2 separate regions of the Homo sapiens genome follow, and region 1 is linked to region 2. A link is an interaction called in ENCODE POLR2A ChIA-PET data of the cell type or tissue named here. Cell type or tissue: PC-9. All regions are shown on one strand. Each heading gives the region's core, and the rest is flanking DNA. Links, peaks and the distances in the headings are about the cores only.

Region 1 (2,821 bases), core at 149-2,648, 210 kb before region 2:
ATTTTAAATGAAAGAATGGCAACAATGGATAGAATAGAGGCACTTATGATGGTTAAATAAATAAAAACAAATTGTTTAGACCTTTAGAACTATTTAATTATATTCTGAAGTAATTACATGAGTTTTTAAAAATCAAGTCCAAACACCTACACTAGTTAATAAGTTAATCAAAACATACCCAAATTTCTGAGGATTTCATCAAAAAATGAAAACTAATTCAGAAATCAGAATTTAGATCTGCTATGACCATTAAAAATGTTTGCATTTTTTGATCCAAACAACTGAATAAGCAGATTATATTTTCAAATGATATCAGCAATAATGGAGCTGAGCACAGCGGACAACCACTAGGTTAAAATATAGACATTAATTTTTAAATAATATTCCAATGGTGTAAATGAAAATATTCATCAGTTATATATTCCCTCTCGATCCTGAGAGTGATGAAAAAAATTGGGAAGAGGGGCGATACCACAGAGGAAGATCCAGATTTGCTTGTCTAAAAGTATAATGGAAAAAAATGTATCTTAGGATTCTTCACAGTACTTGAACATTTTAAGTTAATAAGAATTTATATGTAAACTCAAATCCACATTCTGAGGGTCTGATGGGGGCATTAAGGATAATTTTGACAGTGATCTGTAAGCTTCTGAAGGGGAAGGAATTGTTGAAAGATAGTACGTAAAGCAGTATCAGGGACAGAGAAAAGAGTAGAGAAAGAAGTGCAAGCTTTGGGCAGGAAGAAGGTACGAATACAGAAAAGGAATTTCATAAAAATTCCTGGGAAAAACGGACTAAAAAAAGGATTAATAAAGTTTCCAAATGGGAGGCAGAGGGGCTAAAGAAAAGTCACAGATTGAAAAAAATTACAGGAACTAAACTGAAGGAAAAATAACTGATTCTTTGAAGAGATCATTTTAAACCTTGGTACAGTCCAACTAAAATCCAGAAATGATACTAATAACATTCCTCAGCTCTATTATTTTTTATTCTAGTATGTTTTAATACTTGTTATTTAATTAAAATTGTGTGCCAATCAACTGAACACATGGAAGTGCTGGATCACAGCCAGCTGGTGGTGGGGAGGTGGGTGGGCAGAAAGGTTATTAGAGAACCACAGAGAGCTGACAAGCAAAGGATCCAGAGCATATTGATGGAAGCAATCTGCCTACCCTGTACACCTCCTGAAGGTAAGAGGGGCAGATCCTGGAACCAACCTTCCTAAAGAAGGCCCCATTTTGTTCTGACTGATTCTACACAATCTAAATAAACATTTGGGTATTGTTTACTCACTCCACAGGACTAGCCCCAAAATACCAAGAGAGGAGTTAGGAAACTTTGATGAGTCACAGAACTAGTAAGTCTCTTTAATAGTGTACATGTCTTCTGACCTCTATCAACCTATACTTTAATGAATTAGTTTCTTTTATTTCATTCTTCTCATAACCAAATTCATAAGATTGTAAGCCAGTTAAACAATAACAATTTTAGTAAAGTTAATTTTTATTTAAGTATGTTTTCCATACTTAAATTTTTATATATTCTAAGTACAGTGGTAAAAACACTGAGTTTTCAAAAATAGTTAGTTGGTGATACTGATGATTTATGTTCTTTTAAAAAGTTTCCTAGATAATAAATACACATTTAACACCAGAAAAGTTTTCATTTGGATCTTCTGGAATATAGAAGCCAGCATCATGCCCCTCTGTTACCTTAATCATGCTAAAAACAAAATATTCTATATACAGAAGGACTAAACATACTTTTACTTTTAAGAGAATTAAAATGGTAATAACAGAAATAATAAACAGGTTCAATTCACTGAGAGCTTACTAAATTCTAGACACTGTGCTAAAGGTTTTTAATGTGTTATATAATTTAATCCACCCCCAAAGCCTATGAATTGGGAACTACAATATCTAAATTGTATTGATGAAGAAATTTAGAGATTATCTAGAAAGGAATTTTAATTGAAAGCAATTAAATTTCACTTCCATTTTGATTACATAAAAATGTTATACCCAACAATATTGATGTAATTTTATTATATGTAAGTCTAAAATATCTAGGATCTTGAATTTAAAACACTAATACACACACACACACACACACAGACACAAAAGAATTGAAGTAGACTTTTCCTGAGACTTTGTTACTGGGGAGGTCAGCGTGTTTCTTTGAGCATCCCATCTATAAAACAAAAGACTGGGAGTAGTCCAATCCAGATTCTTTACACTGCCAAGGCTGAATTTTCTTTTCATCTCTCCTATACTTTACATGTTGAAAAACTTGGTCTAAAAATTTGTGAATACTTTTTCTATTCTCTTTAATCATATGTTTAAGATTATAAATTGGAATTTTAAGCTGATATGCTATATAATCAGTGCTATCAAACTCACTCAATAAAATTCCAGTCAAAAGAGAGAAGATGGAAATTTTAGTTAGCCCATTAAATCACACTGCAGTATGAATGATTTATTTAGGCTCTGAAATATTGCAATCAGATTATATTGGTTGGAGTGAATGTAAATTGAGACTGCCTCTCTTGGAGGACAATTTGACAGCATATTGGAAAATATTAATACACATACTCTCTGACCTAGTAACTCTCACTCTAGGAATTTGCTCTACAGGAATATTCACTGATAAACACAATGATTCAGGTACTAAGATATTAACAACAGCATTGTCCATACTGGTAAAAAGTTAGAAAAATTAAATTATAATAATAATGCTAACAATAACTAATTGTTATTGTTAAGCTATAAACTTGTTAAAATGAAAAATAAATTAAAGCCACATATACCAAAAAACATTTTGC
Region 2 (2,821 bases), core at 123-2,622:
ATCTCCACTTCAGTACCTCAAAGGCACCTCAAACTTTCCATGACACAATCTCCTTTTCCATACCTGGTTCTATTCAGTGTTCTCTTTTCCCAGGAATGGTGCCATCATACATAAAATTGCATAATCCATTTTCTGTTTCCCATTTCTCATACGCAGTCCATCATTAGGTGTTATTGATTTTATTACAAAAATATTTCTCAATGTTATTTTGAAAACATTTTACTCTACTGACATAACCACTATGCTGTCCAAAAGACAATCATCTTTTGGACTAAATAGTAAGTAGCCCACAAACTATTTATTGCTTATCTATCCAACTGTCAATCTAATTCATTCTTCATCCTTCAGGTGGAGTAAACGTTTTCCTTCCAAACACAAATCTGATCATATTATTCCCACTTGCTTAAGATCCTTTAATGCCTTTCCACTGCTCTTATGCTAAAGGCCCTATCATGGCTAGCAAAGCCCCACATGGACTGCTTCCTCTCTCACCATTTCGTAGTGTACTCCCTTTTGCTCCTTGACTTTCAATGACATAACCAAAATACAACTTTCTTTAGATTCCTTGAACATTTCATGCACCATAGGATCTTTGCAAATTCCATTCTCTCCATTGAGCACTTTTTTTTTTTTTTTGAGATGGAGTCTCGCTTTGTCACCCAGGCTGGAGTGCAGTGGCACAATCTTAGCTCACTCCAACTTCCGCCTCCCAGGTTCAAGCGATTCTCCTGCCCCAGCCTCCTGAGTAGCTGGGATTACAGGCACATGCAACCATGTCCGGCTAATTTTTGTATTTTTAGTAGAGACAGGATTTCACCGTGTTAGCTAGGCTGGTCTTGAACTATTGATCTCAAGTGATCCACCTGCCTCAGGCTCCCAACGTGCTGGGATTATAGGTGTGAGCCACCACACCCGGCCTCTTTTTTTTTTTTTCAAGCAGGGTCTCACTCTGTCACCCAGGCTGGAGTGCAGTGGCACAAACATGGCTCACTGCAACCTCATTCTCCTAGGCTTGAGTGATCCTCCTGCCTCAGCCTCTGGAGTAGCTGGGACCACAGAGGCACGCTATCATGTCTGGCTGATTTTTAAATTTTTTTGTCAAGACAAGGTCTCGCCATGTTGCTCAGGCTGGTATTAAACTCCCGGACTCAAACGATCCTCTTGCCTCAGCCTCCCAAAGTGCTGGGGTTACAGATGTGAGCTACTGCGCCCCACCAAGAATATTCTTTATCACCCTAGCTCCTTTGCCTAGATACCTTCTATTTATCTTTTGATTCTTAGGTTAAGTGTCTGTTTTTTTGGAAATCCTCTCTAGATGTTCCTAGTCTTTCACAGAATGTTTTTTCCAGCCTTTCAGAACACTTATCTCTACTTACAATTACATATCCGTGAGCATAATTATTTGAAAAACATTATTTAAGAAATATCTCTATTCCCCTCCTACAGGCAGTATGTTTTTTTGTTCACTAGGAATTTAGTAATACTTCTGTATAAATAAATATTATATTTATCTATACACCTTTGTTTCTATTTCAGGTTGTTTCTTTGGACTATATGCCCAGAGGTGAATTGAATGAATCAAAAGGTACACAACAATTCTTTTTTTTTTTTTGAGAGGGAGTGTCTGGGTCTTTGCCCAGGCTGGAGTGCAGGGGCACGATCTCAGCTCACTGCAACCTCTGCCTTCCGGGTTCAAGCAATTCTCCTGCCCCAGGCTCCTGAGTAGCTGGGTTTACAGGCACGTGCCACCACACCTGGCTAATTTTTGGTAGAGACAGGGTTTCACCATGTTGGTCAGGCTGGTCTCCATCTCCTGACTTTGCGATCCACCCGCCTTGGCCTCCCGAAGTGTTGGGATTACAGGTGTGAGTCACCGCAATCAGCCTGTACACAACATTTCTAATGGCTTTCAGTACACAGACAGTTAGATGTGTTAATAGGCGATGACATATTCTCCCCTAAAGAACCCATTAATGAATCAAAGATAATTTGGGAAAGTTTTAGGTTGTAATTTCAATGAGGTTTTTTTTTTTTTTTTTTGCTTTCTTTTGTTTCAGCATTTTAATCTGTGACTTCAATCCCTATATAGAGAGGGAGCTTGTCAAGTCTGCACATGATACACAGCACAGAAGATACCAGACAACTGATTAATAGATGCAGGACCCAGCAATATCTTTTCAGGTTATACTAATGACCTCAGGCTGGGTGCGGTGGCTCATGCCTGTAATCCCAGCACTTTGGGAGGCTGAGGTGGGTGGATCACCAGAGGCCAGGAGTTTGAGACCAGCCTGGCCAACATGGTGAAACCCCGCCTCTACTAAAAATACAAAAAATAGCCGGGTATGCTGGCGCTAACCTGTAGTCCCAGCTACTCGGAGGCTGAGGCACAAGAATTGCTTGAACCCAGGAGGCGGAGGTTGCAGTAGGGGTTGCAGTGAGTGGAGATCATACCACTGCACTCCAGCCTGGGCAACAGAGCAAGACCCTATCTCAAAACGACAACAATAACAACAACAACAACAAAAACTAATCAAGATGAAATCCAGCAGGACAAATGTAGGATCCTTCACTTTGATTAAGAAATTCTGTAGCATGGGTACTGGATGAAAGTGTAGTTTAGTGAGACCCGTGGCTGCCTCTCATTGCTAACTCCAAAGTCCCTTCTACTGGCTTATGTGTCCCCTGCATTTCCTGCCTCTACTTCCAGACCTACAGTCTGCTTTGTTTTTCCTTTGATAGCTTCCTCTGTCCACTCCATTTCTTGGGATTTTCAACCTACCCTACCCTGGCTTTGGCCATGGTCTTCCTAGTTGCCACCTCA

The links. ChIA-PET counts read pairs that join two places held together with the same protein. Peaks named below come from ENCODE experiments on the same cell type or tissue, not always from the same donor. Only the 100,000 strongest peaks of a DNase experiment are listed, where the experiment ranks them.
Region 1: POLR2A ChIA-PET joins it to region 2 with 5 read pairs; 5 of 35 experiments call an interaction of 5 or more read pairs at or near these places.

Annotation. Positions count from the first base shown.
Region 1 is chr6:105,071,381-105,074,201 of GRCh38, reverse strand. All of the region lies in intron 3 of LIN28B (lin-28 RNA binding posttranscriptional regulator B), which reads right to left. Among named protein-coding and RNA genes, the nearest start is that of POPDC1, 64 kb to the left of the region's middle. In PC-9, for the core only: no CTCF peak of the experiment used is centred there; a DNase peak (open chromatin) is centred at 1,311.
Region 2 is chr6:104,863,803-104,866,623 of GRCh38, reverse strand. No RefSeq gene overlaps it. Among named protein-coding and RNA genes, the nearest start is that of HACE1, 5.3 kb to the right of the region's middle. In PC-9, for the core only: no CTCF peak of the experiment used is centred there; no DNase peak of the experiment used is centred there.